Regions from separate parts of the Homo sapiens genome. Here region 1 is linked to region 2. The links are chromatin loops, found by intact Hi-C in ENCODE. Cell type or tissue: B cell. All regions are shown on one strand. Each heading gives the region's core, and the rest is flanking DNA. Links, peaks and the distances in the headings are about the cores only. Region 1 overlaps VAV3-AS1 (VAV3 antisense RNA 1). Region 2 overlaps LINC02785 (long intergenic non-protein coding RNA 2785).

The links. A loop is a pair of places that touch in the nucleus more often than their neighbours do. Peaks named below come from ENCODE experiments on the same cell type or tissue, not always from the same donor. Only the 100,000 strongest peaks of a DNase experiment are listed, where the experiment ranks them.
Region 1: it touches region 2 in a loop (2.4-fold over the local background); 1 of 110 quality-filtered maps calls a loop at or near these places.

The regions. Positions count from the first base shown.
Region 1 is chr1:107,979,242-107,984,630 of GRCh38, reverse strand. The region is part of intron 1 of VAV3-AS1 (VAV3 antisense RNA 1); the gene reads right to left. Among named protein-coding and RNA genes, the nearest start is that of VAV3, 17 kb to the right of the region's middle. In B cell, for the core only: no CTCF peak of the experiment used is centred there; no DNase peak of the experiment used is centred there.
Region 2 is chr1:108,072,812-108,078,200 of GRCh38, reverse strand. It overlaps LINC02785 (long intergenic non-protein coding RNA 2785), which reads right to left. Exons shown (of 4, transcript XR_001738173.3): 4 at 2,810-3,808. Among named protein-coding and RNA genes, the nearest start is that of LINC02785, 11 kb to the right of the region's middle. In B cell, for the core only: no CTCF peak of the experiment used is centred there; a DNase peak (open chromatin) is centred at 2,980; H3K27ac peaks cover 2,544 bases.

The DNA of each region.
Region 1 (5,389 bases), core at 97-5,096, 93 kb after region 2:
GGCATCAGATAGACCTGGGTTTGAATGCCTGTACTGCTACTTACTGGCTTGGGTTCATGACTGTGGCCAATTTAACTAATCGTCATCAGCTTTAATTAAAAAAGCTTAATAAAATCCGCCTTCCAGAATTGTAGTGAGGAATCTGAATAATACATATGACTGCCTGGCATATGGTTAAGGTAAGCCAGGCAGTGGGACCAGAATGAGAATGACATAAAAGCAGCTATGGAGAGGGAAAGGAAGAAGAAAGGCTATGGTTAAAACCTAAGGCAGTTAATAGTCAAATGTGAACAGCAAACAATTACCAGGGAGTTTTCAAGGGCCTTTTGTATTTTAAAGACCTTTATGCAAGTAACTGTCATCTTTTCTTTTCTGGGGTTATTAGTCCTTGTTCTTTAGTCTTTCCTCCTAATCATCACTTTCCAAACCTTTAATTATCATTATGGCTTCTCTCCACAGTTTCATATTTCTCTCTCTGGTTGTAAACCCCAAGAGTTTGAACAGTACTCTGTGCCCATGGAGAGGGTGGGAATAACAGTGGCATCATACTTGTTTTCCCCTTTACTTTCTAACTATTTAAGAGAGATAGAAGCGAGTGGTAGAGACAAGTAAATACATGTGTCTTGGCTGGGCGCAGTGGCTCACGCCTGTAATCCCAGCACTTTGGGAGGCCGAGGCGGGCGGATCACCTGAGATCAGGAGTTTGAGACCAGCCTGACCAACATGGAGAAACCCCGTCTCTACTAAAAAAAATACAAAATTAGCCGGGTGTGGTGGCACATGCCTGTAATCCCAGCTACTCGGGAGGCTGAGGCAGGAGAATCGCTTGAACCCAGGAGGCGGAGGTTGCCATGAGATTGTCCCACTGCACTCCAGCCTGGGCAACAGTGAGACTCTGTCAGAAAAAAAAAAAAAAATACATGTGCCTTAATATATGCTACCGACAAAGCATGCCACAGGGAGCTGGTGTATTGATGAATGCAAACGCTTTCAGCGTGCCTACTGTGTGCTGGGCACTGTTCCAAGTACTTTACACATATTAACTTATTAACCTCATAGCAACTCAATCCAATAGGTTTCAATAGGGGTCTACTTTATCCCCACTCTGTAGACCAAAGCACAGGAAGATGAGATAACACATCCAAATTTCCAGAACTAGCAAGTGACAGAACCAGGAGTTGAACCTAGCCAGAACCTAGGCAATCTGGCTTCAGTAAAGGCATCTGTAACCACTATGCTATGCTACATCATACTAGTTGAAGGCAGGAAGTCTTGAGTACTTGAATAAAGAGTTTGAAAAACGTGTAGAAGTTTATTTGACAGGCTAAGAATGGGAGTGAGAATGAGTAGTTTTAAGATGAAGGACAACGGCAAATAGAAGGTTGGAGTAGAAAAGAGCCAATGGTCTCTGCTGTATTGGAGAAGTGGAAAATAAGGTCGGATTGATGAATTGGAGCCAAGTTATTTCACACAGTGTATTATATTATCATCTTTTATGAAGAGTCTACAATAGGGTAGGCTACGAGGAACCACTGAAGATTCAGAGCTAGGAAATCTGATGAGAAGTAGACAGCGTGGGAAGAATGAATTTAACAAAGTTACAGACCATGCCTAAGAGGATAAGGCAAAGATGAAAACAAACAGACAATGCTTGGTGATAATTTGGAGGAAAACAATGTAGTCAAATTTTCCATAATTTTGAGTCTAATGGACTGAGAGAGAGTGGGAGTGCCTATAGAACCAGAATTTTGCATTGGGACAAACTTTACAAATAATCTAGCCCAATTTACTTAGTAGGAAAACAACAAAACACAACAAAACAAACAAGCAAACAAAAACCCACCAAGATCCAAGAGATTATCCCATGTCATACAGCCAGATGTAAGGGAGGCTGAACTAGAACCCTGGTTTTCTGCTCTCAGTCTCCTGTGTTTACCGTTATATTGAGCTGGTGGACTCTTGCTGGAACTTACGACATTGCTTCAGCAAGCAAACATCATTATGACCAGCTATTTGGCTAAAATGGGAAGGAAATTGAGAAGAGGAGCCATTCCGTGGGAAATTTCCTGGGTCATTTTTGGATGGAAAGGGTAGAACTGGGCTGCACACAATTATTTTGTACTTACAATTTCTCTGAATATAGAAAGGGAATGTCAACTCTGCTGTTAAAGTTCTTTCTCAGAATTTAGCAGATTTGGATGAATACTGATGAAAACCAGTTTATTTTTAATTTTTATTTATTTATTTATTTGAGACAGGGTCTCACTCTGTCACCCAGGCTGGAGTGCTGTTAAAGTTCATTCTTGGAATTTGCAGATTTGGATGAATACTGATTAAAACGAGTTTATTTTTTATTTTTGTTTATTTAATTTTTTTTTTTTTTGAGACAGGGTCTCACTCTGTCACCCGGGCTGGAGTGCAGTGGCAAGATTGGAGCTTGCTGCAGCCTCGACCTAATGGGTTCAAGTGATCCTCTGGCCTCAGCCCCTTGAGGAGCTGGGACTACAGGTGTGCACCACCACGCCTGGGTAATTTTTGTATTTTTAGTAGAGTCGGGGTTTTGCCATGTTGCCCAGGCTGGTCTTGAACTCCTGGGCTCAAATGATCCACCCGCCTCAGCCTCCCGAAATGCTAGGATTAGAAGTGTGAGCCGCTGCACTCAGCCAAAACCAGTTTATTTTTAAGGGAGAGCATTTTTTCTTTTCACTTCCAGAGATTCAGAACTTTAGATATTATGCATGAAATTTCACTAAGAATCGAAATGATAACTATTCACATAGAAACTGTGCAAAACTCACTTTCATTTAGGGAGTATATTAATTACTAATCACTGTATATCCTGATAATTCTTCCTAACTCTCTGTTGAATTTCTGATGCACTTTATATTCTGAGATAATTAGGTAGAGTCAGAAGATAGCAATGTGTAATCTTTGTTCTATTGGATTAATTTATTACTTTCCTTCTACATCGAAGCCTCAGGGTTTAAAAAACTTCATAATTGAATATTTATTCCTTATTTAATTGAAGTTACAAATTCCGCATCTAAAATAAATCAAGATAAGGTAATCCATGTTGACATGAAAGTTTTCTTTAAACATGTGTTGGTGGGAATTTGGGGGCACCGGTTTTACTTTATGGGAAAAAACCCTTTTGATCTCACTCCGTGAACTTTATAAATTGTAATGTGAAACCATGTTCTTGATGAGAGCCTAACTGCTGTAGAGCCACGAGAGCTACAAAATCGATTTTTATGTTTCAGTGAAATGGATTTTACTTTTCTTGACCATTGAGCAAAATCTCTCTGTTCTACATTGAAATGAAATATATTATTCGGTCACTTCTTCTTGCAGTTGAAAACATCTCTGTCTCTTGTTAAAAGCAGTTTTTAATAGCAGAGGAATTGCTTCCTTATTATACAAAATGTATGAAAGATAAGGGGAAGAGAAAAAAGAAAATAAGAGAGTAGCAATTGCCATATAAATTTTTAATAAAAGATTTAAACTTCTGACTCCCTAAAAATTAGAAAAAGAACCAAGCTTCAAACTGAGAGCAGCATTTATTTCTAATATTAAACATAATGACTGTGGGTAACTATTTTTCCCCTGGGAGCCTCAGTGAAGTAAACCATTTACTTTTCATCGGTGCTTCTGGAAAGGAAATATTATTTCATTTGAAATCATTCATTTTAAAATTATTTGACTTGGACTTTAGCCCTGTTATTTTTGTAGCATAAAATAATATTTTTAAAGAAATATTTTTTAGGTTTGATTTGATTCATCATTTTCTTAATTGGAAAGATTCCTTATAATTTTATAATTAATGTTGGTTAAAAAAGAAAAGAAGATGTCTAGATAGGTTAAACAGGGAGTCTTCCCTAAATGAGGCTGAAATTATTAGCTCAAACATTATTAGGAAAATAATAGAAATGTTTATGCCTAAAAGTATATGACTCAAAAAAGTATCCCTACCAAAAATGTATCAGCAGGGCTAGGTAGGTATCCTTTTAAGCACTATACTTTTCTTAAAAAAAAATTGTCTTAGATAAACAGAATCCAATTGAATACAAGTGGGAATATTTCTTTGGTTTTTAAAAAGGAAGGTATAGAATGATTTGCTCTAGATTTTCATACATGGGTGGGGACAGTGTGAGGACCGGAGGACCTGCCAAAATGGAAGCGAGTTCTCTGAGTCCATCACCCTATCTTTCTTGAAATTCTCTCCTATCTTGATTTCTGAGCTACAGTGTAACCTGTGTACTAGAGGAAAGAAAGAAGTATTTTCTGTGCTGCTTTAGTCATAATTTTGATTTTAAATTCTCCTCTCTGGGCTCAGATTTTGAGATGGGTTTAGAGAGAAGTGCAAATGCGTACAGAGATGGGTGAGAGTTTCTTGGAGGTAGGTGTCATTCTTCCTAGTGGCACTCAGAGAATAAGAGGAATTGTTCCAGCAGGGAATAGCATGAGAGCAACTACAAGGGTCAGGGACCTTGGGAGGGAGGAGAGAGCACTGAGGTATAATAGCAATGAGGGGGTTCGTGTCATCAGTCTTAACAGGAAGAGAGGCTGCTCAGGGAACTGGAAATGTGGCTTGTAATGCCACTGACCCTGTGGCCATTTACATAAATGTAGGTGCTGTTCTTACCAGGTAGGGGAGAAAGTGCAGCTTTGGACACAAAGTTCCAATGTGCACATGGCCAAAAGGCAATCACAAGGATAACAAATACATTCTCTACAGCTAGGAATAATAGCATGCTTTATTTTGGATGTGTACTTTCAGAAAGCATTAGATAGTGAACAAAGTCAGAAGGAAATTGCAAACTCTGTGAAGAATAAGATTTTTGTCTGTCTTATTTACCCCTAACTCTCTAGCAATAGAAAAAAAGGGTTGTCTATAAATATTGACCCATAAATGAAGTAATTGTCACAGACGAATTGGAATCCTAGAAGGGGAACGAATGAATTCGGACAAGGAAAATCAACCCTTAAAGCAGAATCAAGACCTGTTTATAGCTGTTGCTATCAGAGCTCTCCTAATCTCTGGGGAGGAGGAATTATACTTCAACAAGACCACAACTGTATGAAACCTATGTAATAGGCCTAAACTAATATTTCATGAAGCAGGTATGGTTTGCCACTAAGGTGCCCCAAATATTTTTCACTTATTTCTTTTTTCCATTAAAGATCAAATTTAAAGAACATTTTTGGGCTCTATAAGTCAGATATTGAATCAGGGTTGGCCCCAAGTGATTATCCAGAAATTGCTACAGAAATGACATGGCAGTGGTTTCTACCCATTTAGCATCAGTCAAAGGCAATTGTATAAAGGGCATCCTCACAGGGACTGACACTAAATGATCCTCTGGTGGGCAGTGATCTGAATTAGGGTGAT
Region 2 (5,389 bases), core at 305-5,304:
TGCTCTGAAGCTCCTGAGAAGAGTGTAGGAAGTGATGTCTCCAGGAAGTTGTGGGTTGCACAGGCCCTGAGATTTCAAACATCTGAAGCATGAAGGAAAGTAGAAAGTTTCTTCTTAGAAGAAAAAAGAGAAACAGCATTGGATTCAGTGGTCAATGTCCAACGATTGATGTTTATAGTGAAACTACCTGTTTTCTACTCGAGTTTTAAGCCTTATTCTAGATTGTGTGCTATGCTGTTTACAAATGGACTTAAACATTCTCATTTATTAAAGATCTATAATTTCATAGAAAAATCATGTGTTCTGAATTGTGAATCAAAAGCTATGGCACCCGCTATCCTCACATGGAGAGATCCTGGATAGGTGGGCCAGATGACCATGGCCCATAGAATCAAACTTCAGTGAGTAAGAATTCATCAAATTGTAAAAATTAGTGAGTCCATAAGCTGCAAGTATAAACTTTAGCCCATCCTCAGATATAGGCATCCTCATGTTTACCTCCCTTTTAGGCCTTTGGGAATAGATCACCCTCCTATTCAAATAGATTGCTCATTATAAGTGGTGAAAATTTAAAGACCAAAATGTTTCGCTGTGAAGTGAGGTAAAGGGGAAAGAGTCCCTATTGGTATCTAAGATGCTATAATTGGAGGCAAGTGGCTAAGTTGAGGTGAGTGGCAAATGATGAGTCTGGAATAATGGCCCTTTAATTTTGGTCTTCATCAGAATCATTCAGAAGAATCGTTAAAAAATACAAATTTCCAGACACTACAAAAGTGGATATATGCAAAGAAGTACATAAAAAGATGCTCTAACATCATGCATCATTAGGGAATTGCAAATTAAAACAATGGTATATCACTACACATATGTTAGAGTGACTAATATCTTTTAAAAAACAAACCCAATAACACTAAATGATCGTGAGGATGCAGAGCAACAGAAACTCTTATTGATTGCTAGTGGGAATGCAAAATGGTACAGCCACTTTGGAAGACAGGCAGTTTCTTACAAAGCTAAACATAATCTTATCATACTATTCAGCAATCATACTCCTGGGTATTTACTCAATTGAGCTGAAAGCTTATGTTCACAAACCTGCACGCAGATGTTTATAGCAGCTTTACTTATAATTGTAAAACCTAGAAATAATAAAGATGTCCTTTAATAGATGGATGGATAACCAAACTGTGGTAGATCCATACAATGGAATATCATTTAGCAATAAAAAGAAATTAGCTATCAAACTACAAAAGAACATGGAGGAAGCTTAAATGCATACAGGTAAGTGAAAGATGCCAGTCTAAAAAGGCTACTTTCTCATTCCAACTGTATGACATTCTGGAAAGGACAAATCCGTATAGACAATAAAAAGATCAGTGGTTTGTCCAGGACTTGGGGTGGGAGAAAGCATGAATACATGAAGTACAGGGATGTTTTAGGGCAGTAAAACTATCTTGTATGATACTGTGACAATATATACATGATATTATGCATTTGTCAAAACCCATATGACTTTACAACATAAAGAATAAGCCTTAATGTATGCAAATTTAATAAATAATTTAGGAGGTCAGGGATCCCAGGAGAAAATGCAGACTGTGGCAAGAGAATCTAATTGTATTATAAATGTATAAAATGCCCTCACTCCCAGCACTTTGAGAGACCTAGGCAGGTGGATCACCTGAGGTCAGGACTTCAAGACCAGCCCGGCCAATGTGATGAAACCCGTGTCTACTAAAACTACAAAAATTAGCTGGGCGTGGTGGCAGCCACCTGCAATCCCAGCTACTTGGGAGGCTGAGGCAGGAGAATTGCTTGAACCCAGGTGGCGAAGGTTGCAGTGAGCTGAGACTGTGCCACTGCACTCCAGCCTGGGAGACAGAGTGAGACTCCATCTCAAAAAACAAATAATAATAATATTTTTATTATAATTATATATATAATATTTTTATTATAATTATATATATCATAATAATATTTCATTCCCTGAAGGGAGAAAAGGCACTGACATAGGTAACTTTGGAAATGAATGGGGTGTATAAGGCTAAAGGCACATTAAGTAGTGTATTTTATTTTAAAAAGTTGTTTCTCATGGAAGTATTAACAATTCTGATACTGCTATACATGTCTGCTGGAATTGAACAATTAATTTTTTGTAAAAGAATTTGCAGATGGTGGGAGCCAGGTTCCTTACTGTTTGAGTGGGAGATGATAGGTAAGTGAGAGAATGATCCATGTGGTAATGGAGTAGAGTTGATGACATCGGTAAGAACTCATGTTTAACTTAAAGTAGATACAGGTGTTTCCAAGCTGTATATTTACACACACAGCTTCTTATATGCACATGTATTTCTTTGCTCTGTGAGCTGACAAGGTGTAAAAGAAATGACATCCAGTAGTAAGGAGCACACCAAGCACTCAAATCTTGGTTTCTTATACTATTCTTCAATAAAAGGCGCCAGGGCTATTTGGAGAAATGGTTGATTCTAGGACTGGGGCAGTGACTACATGAAATGACTGTAGAGCATTTTGTAGTGCCAGAAGGTAAGTAAATACTCAACACACACACACACACACAGACACACACACACACACACACAGATGGGGTACGTCAAAAGTGTACATGAGCTAACTGAAAGAGCTCCCACTGGCCAAAGCTAGCATATTTTGAGAAACAACATAAATAAAGTCACTTTAGAGTATAACCCAAAGTATAAAATAAATATCTATGAGTCCATACTGACATAAAGAAATTATTGAATAAAGCAATAAATTATAGAGAGGAGATAAATCTCCTATGCAGGAAAACTCCAAATTATGTAGATTACATCCTAATGGAGGGGGAGCATAACTCCCCATTCCTTAGGTGTGGGCTGCATATAGTGACTTCCTTCCAATGAATACGTTATGAAAAGGGGAAATGAAAGAGTAACGTTACGACGTAGAAATCTGTCTAATACTACTGAAGCCAAATGCTCAAGGTCAACCACACCCATAAGTCATGTGACAACATGTACCCTTTATAGACTATGATGACAGTGGTTCTTTACCTCTGTGATCCTCCTTCCCCAAACTCATAACTCGAGACTAATACATCAGACAAATTCCAATATAGGGCAATTCTACAAAACACTTGAATATTACAGTACTCCTTAAAACTGTCAAGATCACCAAAAACAAGGGAAGTCTGAGAAATGGTCACAGCCAAGAGCAGCATAAGGAGACATATTAACTAAACACACAATATGGGATCCTGAATTGGATTCTAGAACAGAAAAAAGGCATTAGGTAAAATCTAAGGAAATTGAAGTAAACTATTGCCTTTTGTTAATAATAATATATTAATATCGGTTCCTTAATTGCAACAAAGGTACCATACTAATGTAAGATGTTAATAGGGGAAACTCTATGTGTGTGTGTGGATAACCTTCTGTATTATTGCCTTAATTTTCTGTAAGTCTAAAACTGTTCTAAAAAATAAAGTCTATTAATAAAAACACCAACTTTAAAAATACACATTTCCAGATCCACCACCCAGGTAATTCTGATGATATACATCAAAGCATGAAAACTACTTACCTAAAAAATGCTTCAAAAGCAGGAGAAGGGTTAAATTTCAGACCTGTTACTGGACCAATAATTTTTAAAAATCTATAAAGCAACCACAGCAAATATAACATATTGGTAAAATTTTCTGGAATTCTGTATTTATGATTTTTTTTTTGACATCTGTGTCCTCAGCTGAGTGGGTCAGGTGCAAGAAGCTGTCTGACACTGGAAGGCCAAGTAGACACTGGAAGGCAAAGCCCTGTGGAGAGGAGGTGAGGGAAACGTGTGGGTTCCAAATCTCCTGCGGTTGCCTATTTCTTCCTACAATTTAGGGGTTATACACAGCTAGTGGGATTATTTGTTACTGTATGAGATTTGTTTTAAAAACTGTCATGAACAGTATGTAATAATAAAAATACTCCTGACTTCCAGAAGTCAACAATTTTCATTTTTCTTCACTGGCTATTGATTATTGAATGACAAGATAATAAAAACAAAAGCTATTGGAAGAAATAATTGGCTAAGCATCCTCTCTTCCCTTGGATAAAAGCAACCTATACTTTATTCCTCTGAAGTTTAGTAATGGAAGACGATCATCTAAAACTCATTCTTTAAAAACAACAACAACAACAACAAAACAAGCAAATAGGTAAGCTGTGTTAAAACTGTAGGATAGATAAGCATGGGTCCTTAAGGATGGAAACATCTGACTTATGAATGCCTTATCCATACAAAGGTCAACCTATGCTTATCACCAAATCTAAAAGACAGATGTCCCCAAGACAGGGAGTTCTATCCTCTTGCAAACCACGTGGCCTGTGGCCAATAAGCCTCCACAGCAGTGATTCTCAAAGTGTAGTTCCAGGACTGGCTGCCTTAGCATCACCTGGAAACTTGTTAGAAATGCAAATGCTGGGGTCCCATCTCTACCTTAACCACTTCTGGAACTCTGGAGTGGGGTCCAAAATGTGTGGGATAACATCCCCTCCAGGTAATTCTGATGCACTAGAGAACCACCAATCTAACAGATGGGAGTGAAATCCTCTCTGTATCATGAATTCCCTTCTTTCATATACTCCAGACACTGTCACCAAAGTAACAAAGAGAGTTCTAGAGGATCAGGAAAGAAGGTTATTTTCTCTTTGCCTGGAAACAATTTTTTTCACTCAAAGAATGCTTTATAAATAGAGAATAGATAGGGATCTTAGTAAGGTCCACATAAGTTTCTCTTGTCCACAACATGACTGATAGAGAATCAGATAGGGATCTTAGAAAGGTCCACAGAAGTTTCTCTTATCCACAGCATGACTGAAGTACTCATACCGATCTGATCACCATTTAGAAGGTTTGGGATCTTAGAGTTGTGGCATGTCTGTTTGCCATATCAGTAACGCTATCCCTTCTACAGGTTTGTTTGCAACAAGGGAAGTTTTGTTATAGGTGACAAAAATTCAAAGGTAAAAGGAAATCACATTTCCTCAATTTTAAGATGAGTAGTTGTTAATAAGCTAATATCTCTGAAATAAAGATGCACCTTACAATTTGGTGTACTTTCAGTGTGCTGGGTTTCTCACCAAACCCTCTAAAATGACTTTTAGATGAAAAATGTGTCTTGCACTTGACATCTTAGAACTGAGGAAATGTAGTAGTCAGAACGTCATTGAGCAATGGGCTTGCTGTCTGATGCACATAGAAGCCAATGATATGGCACCAGTTTTTGAGGAAAGAAAAGATTTGTTGTGAGGTCCACCTATAAGAAGACAGGAGGATAACTCAAATCTGTCTCTCTAATCTGGGATTTGCAGCAAGTTTTATCACTTAAGGAGGGTAGATTGGTATG